Linked DNA regions of Mus musculus: region 1 is linked to region 2. Evidence: chromatin loops called from intact Hi-C (ENCODE). Cell type or tissue: heart. All regions are shown on one strand. Each heading gives the region's core, and the rest is flanking DNA. Links, peaks and the distances in the headings are about the cores only.

Evidence for each region. A loop is a pair of places that touch in the nucleus more often than their neighbours do. Peaks named below come from ENCODE experiments on the same cell type or tissue, not always from the same donor. Only the 100,000 strongest peaks of a DNase experiment are listed, where the experiment ranks them.
Region 1: it touches region 2 in a loop (2.1-fold over the local background); 5 of 42 quality-filtered maps call a loop at or near these places.

Annotation. Positions count from the first base shown.
Region 1 is chr12:68,872,947-68,876,946 of GRCm38, forward strand. No RefSeq gene overlaps it. Among named protein-coding and RNA genes, the nearest start is that of Gm31307, 220 kb to the left of the region's middle. In heart, for the core only: no CTCF peak of the experiment used is centred there; no DNase peak of the experiment used is centred there.
Region 2 is chr12:69,084,390-69,092,461 of GRCm38, forward strand. No RefSeq gene overlaps it. Among named protein-coding and RNA genes, the nearest start is that of Gm31447, 41 kb to the right of the region's middle. In heart, for the core only: a CTCF peak has its summit at 4,043; no DNase peak of the experiment used is centred there; H3K27me3 peaks cover 383 bases.

The sequences.
Region 1 (4,000 bases), core at 1-4,000, 210 kb before region 2:
CAGCTGATCTGCATGCACAGAAAAACAAAGGGTCCGTGCAAGCTCATTGCCATTAGGTTCTCAGTGTAGGTAAGTTCAACATAGGAGCCTTGAAGACAGCATTCCAGGCTCAACCAGAGCCAGTATGATAATGAGATGTATCTAGACAGGTCTTTGCAAATGGTAGAGTCATATCCAGTTGCCTTAACATAATTGTTCAGCTGACCCAGGAATTGATTTCACCGCATGAGATAAGCAGCATTTATGTATGCAGCGCCCACTCACTGGGGTTTCTCCTGAGTTTCTGGGGTTTAACAAGTACAAATGCTAATCCAGGGATCAGTCAACTGAACAATGAAATTAATTTATTCATTATTTATTCAGACAGCTTGGTAAGCACATACCATGCCAAGCATATAAATGTAAGGATAAGTAAGGACGAAAGGAGAAGAGGGGGAAAAGTTCCTAACCTAGCGGAGGAAGTGACATTGCGTGTCTATCCATAGTTTGTAAGCTAAAACCTTAGTGTAGTTGGGGAGATGCATGGAGAAAGAACGAGAGAGAAGAGAGGAGAGAAGGAAGGAGAACAGAATGTACAATATGGTAGCGTCCGAGCCTCCGGACACTTCCAGTCTAGGTAGAGACAAAATACATAAAATTGAAAGTGAAAAGATTATAAACTTGGAATTAAAATGTTAGCTTTACAGAAGGGAAGACTGTTCAGAAGAAGAAGGGGGGCCAGCAAGAAGGGAGTGTGGGGAAAGGAGGAGTGTGGAAAAGAACAGAGTATAATGAGATGTTCTGCAAAAATGACATAAGCCATCACTTTAGATGTTAACTTAAAAATTAACTTTAAAACCTATTTTATTTTTTAAAAATCTATTTAAAGGATACCAATCAGATATCTCTCTCTCCCTCCCTCTCTCTCTCTCTCTCTCTCTCTCTCTCTCTCACACACACACACACACACACACACACACACACACACACACATACCATGCACATACACCGTTGAACTTCAATGTCATCTCAGGAATGCATTGGCAATTTTCTCTGTCACTGAAGGAATTTGTCTGAAGAAGTCCTAATTAACAAGTTATCCTCTGAAATCCAAGCTGAGAGGCTGGAAGGGCTCTCCATGCTGGCACAAGGCAATCTGTACACATCTGAAAAATGAATCTGGAAGAAAAGATTCAAGAATGTCGTCACATCCAGAGTACACCCACTAGGGAGCCAAGTGCTGGGCGTTATTAGATGATACATCAGCAGCCAATTACACTTGAATGTGTAATTACTGTATTTATGTTCTTATACTCTGCCAAAGTTCTACATGAAAAAAAAATATTTTCCCATATGGTTTTGCACCAAGGTCTATTGGCTTTTTTAGTGTCATAACGACTTTAAGATGGTAATTGTGGCGCATAAAGCCAAGGTGTCCCCTGGTGTAGAGACAGAAGAGGCACTCATGTCTTTGTAAAGCTCCTAAAACTGCATAAACCCAACATGAGCTACTGTAAATGTGTATCGTAAGTCAAGCATACTGGGGCTTATCAAGTGGAGGGAGGCTGTGTCTTGGAGAAAACATCACAGTTGTACCAAAGCAGATATTTTGGGTTTCTTTTTTGTTCATTGTTTGAATGGGTGATTGATTGATTGATTGATTGATTGATGGCTAGATGGTTGGTTGGTTGGTTGGTTGGTTGGTTGGTTGGTTGGTTGGTTGATAATTTGGTGTAGGTTTTGTTCTAGTTTGCCTTTTCACTTGTTTGTTGTTACAGTTTTTTGATATGCAGAATTTCAATTCTTGTACTTTAAAATAAATTATATAAAACCAAGATCACCTTCTGTCCCTATCAGTGGGACAGTCAACACCACTCATCTTGCCCCACATTCCTAATACTTGAAGTCTTGTACAGACCTTGAGGTTTTTTAAGAAAAAGCATCTTCCTCTGCCTGGATGCTAGAATCCCCTCTGCTCACAGCCTAGGAGTGAGCCAGCCGGTTAGCTCAACAGTCAGCAGTCACTCTGCCTCCATGCTTGGTTGTGGGAGGCTGGCATCCCAGCCTGGATCAGATTCCCTGGTATTCCACAGCATCTTCCCCCTGAGGTCTCACCACATACAGCTGGGAGCAGCTGAGAGCAGAGAGCCTGGATGCCCTCAGCTCCATCTTTCTTTCCTCTCTCCCCTGATTCCTAACTAACATACACCCACTTAAGGTGCCAGACTGCGGGGCAATGGAGTCCAGAGAGACAAACAGCTCTTTTATGCTTCCAAACATCAATAATTCTCCTCCATGGAAAGTGGGCACAAAGAATAGTTAGTTGGAAGGAACAGGAAAGGAAAAAAAATAAAGTAAGAACAAAAGCACACTCAATATCTCGATATATTATTCTGCCACCAAAATAAAATAAAAAATAAAATAACAGAAGAAAAAAAATCATTCTACTCTGAGAGAGCCAGAGATGAAGTAGCTCCAGTTCGGTACTCAAGAAATTGCTCTCAGATTTCTCCTGTAGTCAACGCAAAGTGGGGTGAAGCAAGTAGTAAGGGTGAGAACAGAGCCTGCTTTCTCATGAGCACAAGAGATGGAACAGACAACAAAAGTCTAAGTCTTGCATCAGTCACACAGAAACCTGTTACAACCCATACACATGAGGGCAGGCCTGTCGCAGGCCTTTCTATTCCTCAGCCAAGTAAATAGACTGTTCACATTTTGTCAGAATTTCTATGCATGCTATTAATGAGCCACATTGCCTCTGTAACAGCCCCCAAATCTACTACAAGTCATAGGATACTTACAATTTCACCCTACAGATGAAAACCTTTGAGACAGAAGTGACTGAAATAGAGCTAACACTTCCAAACTCAGAGATGCTTCTCTCCTGGGACCACAAGAAATAGCTAACTAGAGATAAGGGGCTTTGAATCCACTGTATGGATGGAGTACAAAAATGGTCCAGGCTCTATCCCAGAGGACTCCAATATGAAAGCATTAACCAGACCAGAGAATAGGAAGAAGGACAGCAGGAGAAGGCGGCCATGTCATGAAAACCAAAGGTAAAGGATGCTCAAAAAAAGGAGAAAAGAACGAGGTTGGGATCCAGGTAGAGGAAGCTGCAATACTGGATTGAGCAAGAACAAGGCACTCCTGGATATCCCAAGCAGTGGTAACAGAAACCAGACTGGAATACTAAACTCCAAAGAACAAGAGAAAAATTGCCACAGACTACTCTTGCAGTAAGTATGCCTTCATTGCTTCCATAAATACACCTCTTGTGCCCTGGAGGAAGACCAAAACATTTCATACTTGCCACAAAAAATAACAAAGAAAAATGGTTTCCCCTAATAAAAGGAATAAGGTAGATAGATAGATAGATAGATAGATAGATAGATAGATAGATAGATAGATAGATAGATGGACAGATATCTAGATGTACATAAGAAAAGAGGAAATTAACAAACCACATACGTCTGGGGAAATGACTTGAAAAAGGGGGCAAAGAAAAGAAACATACACTAAAAATGTTGTTGAACTGACACATGCCAATGAGTTAGAGACACAGAGCAGAGCAGACAGATCTTGGCGATTAATTCAGAACGTGATATTGTGAAGCATTCTCTTCTCCTATCCTTTGTATAATACAAATTTCACTGGTGAGAACTCTTTTTATAATTTAAAAAAAAAAGTTATTTCATATTTCAAGTGAATACAATGATTATGCAAAGTACAGTATGGGGGGGGGAAGTACTCTTAACTTAATTGTGACCAAATTTCAAATTGTTCTGTAATATATATCCTAAAAGAGCTCCCAACAGCTCCCAGGAAAGATGTTTCAACTTTGCCAGACAATAGGAGCTCATAATAAATTATCCTCTGAGGGGCAGCTTCCAAAAGTCAGAAATTAACTCCAAACTGCACAACAAAGAAATATTCTTCTGGGAAAATTAGATCTGGATGTGGTAAAAGCCACAGATGGAAGCCTGTCTTCAAAGGGAAGTTTACATTATTTTCCTTCTGA
Region 2 (8,072 bases), core at 1,821-5,820:
AAAAGACTGAAGATTAACTAAACACGGGACCTCACCTCTGCAGCCTTGCTAGGTGAGTCTTTTTGTTGACATATAAGCTTTGAGGCCACCACACTCCTCACCTAAGTTTCTCTAAGTAAGACAAATTAAACCCATTGGTTCACCAAGGTAAACCTGGATGCAATCACTACTTTGTTCTGTCCTGGGTGCCCTATCTGTTCTAGGTAGCCTTTTGTTTAATCTCCCGAAAACATTCGTGCAGCACCCCCTTTTCTCAAAACACAATACATAGGCAGCTGTTCGTGCTTTCCTAAGAAAAGCAAACTGTAAACAATAGCAACCTAAACTGTTGTCGACTGAAGGTCTTGTTCTGACAGGCAGAACACCAGGGACTTTTGAACAAATTGCACCCCTGATCTACATACATCTCATCTAAGCCTCGCTATTTTGAAAGGACCATGTCAAGTATCCCAGGCCTGGGAGGGAAGCAGGGGTGTTGTACTGTGAGCATGGAAATTTGGGACAGACCTGTGCTGTCCAGCTTAGAGGGGATACAAAGAGAAAGGGAAGATCTTGTCTCAGTAGCTCCTGGCCCATTGGGACCTCTCCTAGAGAGCCGTGGTCCCGTAGTCTATCACTGATGCTGGGGGGGGGGGGGGGATGCTCACAAGTTAAGCTGCCTTTGAGGAGCTCTGCTTGGGCCAACCAGCAGCCAAGCAATTTCCTTTGCAACAATTTTACATGGTCTTTTTTTTTTAAATAAAATAAAAGACAAAGTGCACGGCCTATAATTCATGGACGCAGGACTGAGCCAGGACCTATGACTTTCTGCTCCCAGACCCAGAGACTTCTGTTCGTCCTGTTCCGCCCGGACTTTCTCTTTAAGCACACAAGCTGCATCTTTAGAAATGTTTAGCCTTCAGCTACCCACATTTAATCAGAAGACGGAATTGTGAGCCCCGGCTGTGCACTTCAGCAGCTGCGACCTCCAAGGCACCGAGAGAGGATGTACTTTGAAGGCCCTCGTTCCTGGTAAAAAGCAATGAAAGCCTCCAAGATCGGGCTAATAAAATCCCCCGCTAAAAAAACTCTCTCCCTGACCTCACCTGGAGCACTGGAGAGTGGTTTTAAAGCCTTTCTCAGAACCATTTAGTTTGGCTGAAGGGATGGAGGTGGGGAGAGGGGGTGCTTTTCCATCTCAAACCATGGGGCAGCAGTAAGGAAACCTGATCTGCAATGGGGGTCATATGACCGGTTTCTCCTACAAAGCACTAGAAATGGGGAGCAGCCGGAGGTCAGGACCGCAACCCTGGATGAAGGAATGGTAATCGCCACCAGAGGCAAGAGATCTTTTTCCAATTAAATTCTCCCTTGCCTCCCAGGAGAAGCCGTAACCAGTCAAGAGCCTCAGGACGAGTCTCAGAGCTATGTGAGACAGAACCGCAAAAGAAAAATAACTTCACCAATGGGAGCTTTGGCTTGCTAAAGGAAATCGCGAGTGGAATAGCTCCAGTCGTGGGCAGGGGAGGGGGGAGAGGGGGAGAGCTAAGACGAAAAGCAGCAGGAGTCTGATACGTCCCTGGAGATTCAGAGGCCACTGTGCAGCGCTGGAATGCCCCTGCCTTAGCTTTGTCATAGTGTCTAAACCATGAGCCCGTGCACACGAAAGCATTGCGAAGCGCTAATGAAAACTGTTACTGCTGGCGTCCAAAGGTGGGTGGGACCAAACCAAGTACCCAAAGGAGGACATGGGGGAGAGCCAGAAGGCTGGGCTGTAGGTAAACCGAGCACCTGTCCAACTCTGGCCCAGAACCCAGCCAGGTAGAGTCTGGATAGATATGATCTGTCCTTGACTCCTATCAATTCCTGGGCAGGTTGACTTCACCTGCTGTGCCCCGAGGCTCCCAGAACCTTCTCGAAAGTTCTTTTCTGAGCCTGCCTTCTTCTTTAGTCTCTATGCCTGGAAGATTTTCCCCTCCTCTGTCCAATCTTACTGCTGTGGAGTTTGTTTTTCCCCAGAGCCTGGTTCTCTAACAACCAGGTTCTCTAACCAATTGTTAATGGGTGATAATGGGGGCAATTTCCTCAAGTCTGAGATTTACATATTGACAGATCTTCCTGATCAATGCCTTCACACACACAAACTGTGGTTTAAATTCTCCACACTGGAAGTCTATACCCAGGAGAGAAAACTGATATCATTGCCAACATGGTATCATGGGACCAGGACCCAGAGATTAGACATGAACCTCTTGGTCTCCTAAATATTACTAAACGCCCCCCCCCCCCCATCTCCTCACAGGATCCAAAAGATAAGAACCTCCTGGAATCTTAAAGCTTCATGAGCCACTGATGTGGGGGACAGTTAAGATGCCACAAGAGACATAATGATGTTACCCCATGCACGTGCCACCTGCCGAGGCTACTAGGAAAGAATGGAATTCCCCACTGCAGAGCTGAAATGAAGCTCAAGATTAGGGCAGAAGACAGGTTCTGAAATTACTCTTCACAATACACACACATCTGTAGTCTTCCCCCACCCTCTGGGCTTTTTGTTCTGGAAAGTTGAGTGTCCTATGTCTCTTAGTGGTTGATAGTAAGAAATGGCTCTGTAATGATGATGCCGAACCTGGGGTATAAATTAATAATAATAATAATAATAATAATAATAATTGGCGAGGCACCTTTGACTCAGTAAGCTCTCACCTGGAACAATGTAGTTTTCTCTGGATGACGTGTCTGCTTAATAGATAGCCTTTCTGTTTTATTTATCATCCATCCATCCACTCACCCACTATCCTTTCCATTTATTTATTTTATATGAGTGCACTGTAGCTGTCTTCAGACATACCAGAAGAGAGCATTGGCCCCCACCATGTGGTTGCTGGGAACTGAACTTCTGGACAAGCAGTCAGTGCTCTTAACCACTGAGCCATCTCTCCAGCCCTAGATGAACTCTTTGTAAATGTCAAAACTCCCTATAACAAACAAACAAACAAACACCCTGAATTGCCTCTCGTACTAAGTCCGATCCTACCAGAGCAACGTTATGAAAGAAAGCGAGGCCTGAGGCTGCAGCTTGGTGTCAGAGTGCTTGAGTAGCATGGACAAGCAAGCTCTGGTCAGAGAGCTAGTTAGGGTACCTCAGTACAGGTCTCTCTTCTACATTCATATGGTCGGACTAGGTAACAATTCCTTCATTGCAGTGGATAAAAGCCGAAGTCAGTCCTTTTGACTGAAGAAGGAACCCTAGAGGCACTCGGGAGAGGTAGCGGACTGAGAGGGAAGAGTGCTCACTGATAGCCGGCAGGGGAGAGAGGAGAGCGGTAATGATCACTCCTCTCACCCGACCCGAGACTCAAGACGCGCGTGCATGCATGTGTAAGTGCGTGCGTGTGCGCGCACGTCTGTGTGTTTATCCTCTCCATCTCTGTGCATGAGGAGAGCAGTGGTGAACCTCGGGTATCATTCCCATCTTGTGTTTTGAGACGGTGTCTCTCTCTCTCACTGGGACCTGGCGCTCATGCATTAGACTACGCTGGCCAGCAAGGCCACCAGGATGTTCCCTTCCCCGCTGGATCCCTAGCCCACGTCACTGTGCTATGCATTGTATGTGGATTGCTATGCATTGTATGTGGAGGCTGCAGGGGACCCGACTCAAGGTCTCACGCTTGCACAGCAAGCGCTTGCCCGACTCAGTTTTCTCCACAACCTGAAGGAAAACAGTATTCTAAATACATATGCATGTGTGCACGCTGAGCTTAAATTGTTCAAAACAATGCCAAACCCTACTGACTTCCTCAAAGTGCCTGGTGATTTCTTGTGTTCTAGTCCACTCTACAAAATATGGAGCCCCATTAAGTCCTACACTGCTAAGGGCCCCAAGATTACTTCTTGTAATGTCTCTTTTCAAGATCTGAATAAATCATTTCTTCTCTGTTTCTCATGTTTAGCAGGATGAACATCTTACTAGGAAGTGAGAGCATCTGCTTGGCTTTACAAGCACCCAGACTGTGATTTTCAGTAGGAAACTCTGTGTTTGCCTTACAAGAGCACCGCCTAGTGTTTGGATTAGGAACTTCATGCTATTTTTTCCTTCCAAGAGTTAAGAATACATATTGTGTTGTAATAACCATCGCCTTATTCCATGAAATGCTAACATTTACTGACATGCCTGACAACATGAGTTTGATATCCTAGTACCACATGGTAGAATGTGATAATAAACCCCCTCCAAGTTGTCCTGAGTTCCATATATTTGTACACATATATATACATATATACACACATATATATATATGCATATGCACATATACATATGTACACATATATACATATATATGCATATATACATATATGTACATACACACACACACATATATAGGCATATGCACACCTACACATAAAGACACAACTAGTTAAAAATTATACTTTTAACAGAGAAAAAATGGTTTTTAAGCCAGGCATTTTGATTCATGCTTGTAATTTCAGCATTTGAAAAACTGAGGCAGAATTTTATACAGCTCAAAGTCAGCCTGGGCTACATCCGGACCAACCTGGGCTACAAGCAAATGAGTATCTAAAATTTTTAAAAATAGTTTCTAACAAAATACTGGCAAAGCTTTAGATTGCTAATTGAAACGGTGTGCTTTAACTGTGAGACACTGGAGGTCAACCTCAGCTCCCCGGAGAAATAGTTCTGCCCCCACACAGCCACAAGTGGAGCTTGTAAGAACAACTGAAGGGGGAAAGTCTGGTTTCTTTGGAGACTCAGTTGTGTCCTGTGGTGTTTTTCTGGAAGCTGTCAGATGAGAGGATATCTTGCTGAGGACAGACACGTGGTGTTTTTCTAGAAGCAGTCTTGTGAAAGGGCGTGTGATCTTTTGTTGGAGCAGACACTTGAGAGGGCATGTGTTGTTTAGAAAGAGCATAACTATAACCCCACAGAGAGTGAAAGGACACTCTGGCATTGTCTCGCCTTGCAACACATTGCTGATCTTCACTTGTTGTGACTTCATAGAGAAAAGCATGCCTTGTGGTATTCTGGCTGCCTCTTGCCACTTCTGAGGAGCCTTGTGGTTTCTTCTAGATAAAGCTACTGCTACTGATTCATGTTTGGGTTTGTCCACTGGACTAGACTATCGCTACTGATTTGTGTTTGGGATTTTGGACTGGACTGTTGATATCCTGATAAGATTGGAATTGCCCCAAAGAACTACTTCTAAACAGGTCCATATCCCTTTCCTAGTAACCTTTCTTTTCCCCTACCTCTGGTAGGTGTGCTAGAAAGGATGTTAAAGCATTTAAAAACCCAAAAGTGGGTTTTGAAAAATCTAAGCCTACAAACAAGGCTAATAATGAAGTCAGAAAAGTCTAGTTTATTTACCTGTTTGCCAAGCAGCTATAGACAAGTGGCTGGATTTGTAAGCACCCATTTCTTTCTATAAAATAAGGAAAGATAGCCGGGCGTGTTGGTGTACGCCTTTAATCCCAGCACTCAGGAGGCAGAGGCAGGCAGATTTCTGAGTTCGAGGCTAGCCTGGTCTACAGAGTGAGTTCCAGGACAGCCAGGGCTATACAGAGAAACCCTGTCATGAAAAACCAAAAAAAAAAAAAAAAAGGAAAGATGATAGCTTATAGAAAACATGAGAGGTGATATCTTAGGATGAATGAAGTACAGCCTACTATACACTTGGGTGCTCCATAAGTGCTATATAATGTTGCCATTGTTATTGATATAGGTGCTAAGCTAAGCATTAAAATACAGGACCCGACCTCCTGGTGCTTAGTCTAATGGGGTGTGTGGAATAGTCAAAAGTCAATTACAACATTTTAAGCCAGTTATACATGGTAATTGTCCATGGTGTTATGCAAACACCTAGAAGGGCTGCCAGACCTGACTCCCTGAACTGCAAACCATGCATTAAACTTTAGGTCTGTGTGTAACAGTCACCACACATGATCCACCTCCTTCACCGCCTATCAATCCAGCCTGGGAAGGCGGTTTGCAGGGTCCGAGGTACTCAGCAGCAGGCTGTTAGAAAAGAGTGGATGCAGAGCAGTAGGAAGACCAGAGCCAATGAAAGGCAAAGGCTCCTGTTGCTTATTCATACCCACTGCTCAAAGCCCCAGACAGGATTTGTGCCATAGCCTAAGTGGCTTTCCTTAATAATTATTCAGAGTTCAGTTCTCAAGAACTAACAAAGATGCTATGGTGATCCGTGAGAGTAGGATCTGGGATGGGTGGAAGGAAGATAAATGTGGTCATAAAAAGGCAACAGCTCAATATAAACGTTTATTATCTTGACCACAACTGAGGCCGCACAAACCCACTCAGTATAAACCTTTAGTATCTTGACTCTGGTTGAGGCCGCATGAACCTACACATGGCCTCGATTTGCACTGAACAAGAACCCTGCCGTGGTTACTGTTGCAAAGCTGAAGACCACTCACTGCGTAGCCTTAGACTGCGAAGAGTGGAGGCAGTGCTTGGAACTCGATACAGGGCCACAAATCAGCACAGAGAAAGAAAAACTGGGGAAACCTGGGGGAAAGCGACTGGCCACATCCTTGCTGCAACTGTGTGACACTCTTCTATAAAAGTGACCTTGGAGACAAACGGGACAAAGAGTGTTCCGGGCTCTCTCTCTTTCTGACTTCTTAGACCTGCATGTCCGTCTACAGTGATTCCAATTTAAAGCTCAGTAATTTTTACACCAGCTGTAGCTCTTCATGACCAGTTTTGTCATATAGTTTCATAGTCATAGCTGAAAATATTGGGAAATCAGTGCTTTTGTTTCATTAAATGGCTGCGGTTCCTAAATATAAAGATTTCTCTTTTCAAGCGCAAAGATTTCACGACATCCTAAGTGGTCTGCATTATTGACTTAGGGGTCTGCAAAGCCAGAAGGTTCCCAAGTGACCTCACCAGAAAAGTCTAACTTTTTTTTTCAATTCAGATTCGATGCCTAAGATTCATTTCTTCTAATGAGTGTGGTGGTTTGAATGAGGATGGACTCCAAAGGCTCATAGAGTTGAATGTTGGTTTCCCAATCAGTGGGTTGTTTATGAGGTTTGGAAGGTGTGGCCTTGTTGGAGGAAGTTTGCTGTAGGGAATATGGGGGAAAGCCTTTGAGGCTTCAAAAGCCCCCATCCCAGGCCCAATCTTGGCTCTCTTCCTTTCCTGCCTATGGCTTGAAATTTAAGCTCTCATTACTGCTCCAGTGCCCTGCCTGCCTGCATGCCTGTCAGCACAGTCGCCATCATGAGGACCATGGACTGACCTCTGAACCTGTAAACAAGCCTCCAATTAAATCCTTTCTGTTATAAGTTGCCTTGATCGTGTGTCTCTTCACAGCAATAGAACAGTAACTAAGAGCAATCTAGAACAACAATCAATAGCCCTTATTGAAGTTATTCTTTCCATTGGTTTCCTTATAGGACTACATAGTCCCTTTCATTTAAGCTCTTCAACCAATTTTAATATGTTCAAATGGACACCACCCATGTGCAAATTGGCAGGTGTGTTAGTGTCTTAGGGTTTCTACTGCTGTGAAGAGACACCATGACCAAGGCAACTCTTACAAAGGACAACATTAAATTGGGGCTGGCTTACCATTTCAGAGGTTCAGTCCATCACCATCGTGGCAAGACACCTGGTGCCACATAGATGCTGGAGAAGGAGCTGAGAGTTCTACATCCAGATCAGCAGGAAGCAGAAGTAGAGAGAGCCACTTAGCCCGGCTTGGGATTCTGAAAACTCAAAGTCAGGCACCAATGATACACTTCCTCCCACAAGGCCACACCTATTTCCACAAGACCACTTGTCCTAGTACTGCCACTCCCTGTGAGTCTATGGGGACCATTTTTATTCAAAACACCATAGGTAGTGGACAGTCACTATGGCCAGAGTCTTAATCCTAAGAGGTACGACGTTTCTCCACTCTCAGCTCTTCTGTGTCTCCTTCCCCAAAGCCACACTTCACTATCGCCAAATGCTGTGCTTCTCCTTGACCTCCTGCCTGGCCTTGACTCTGCTGCAACCCAACACCCCTGATTTATGCAGTGCCCCTGTGCCTCCTCATTTATGGTGG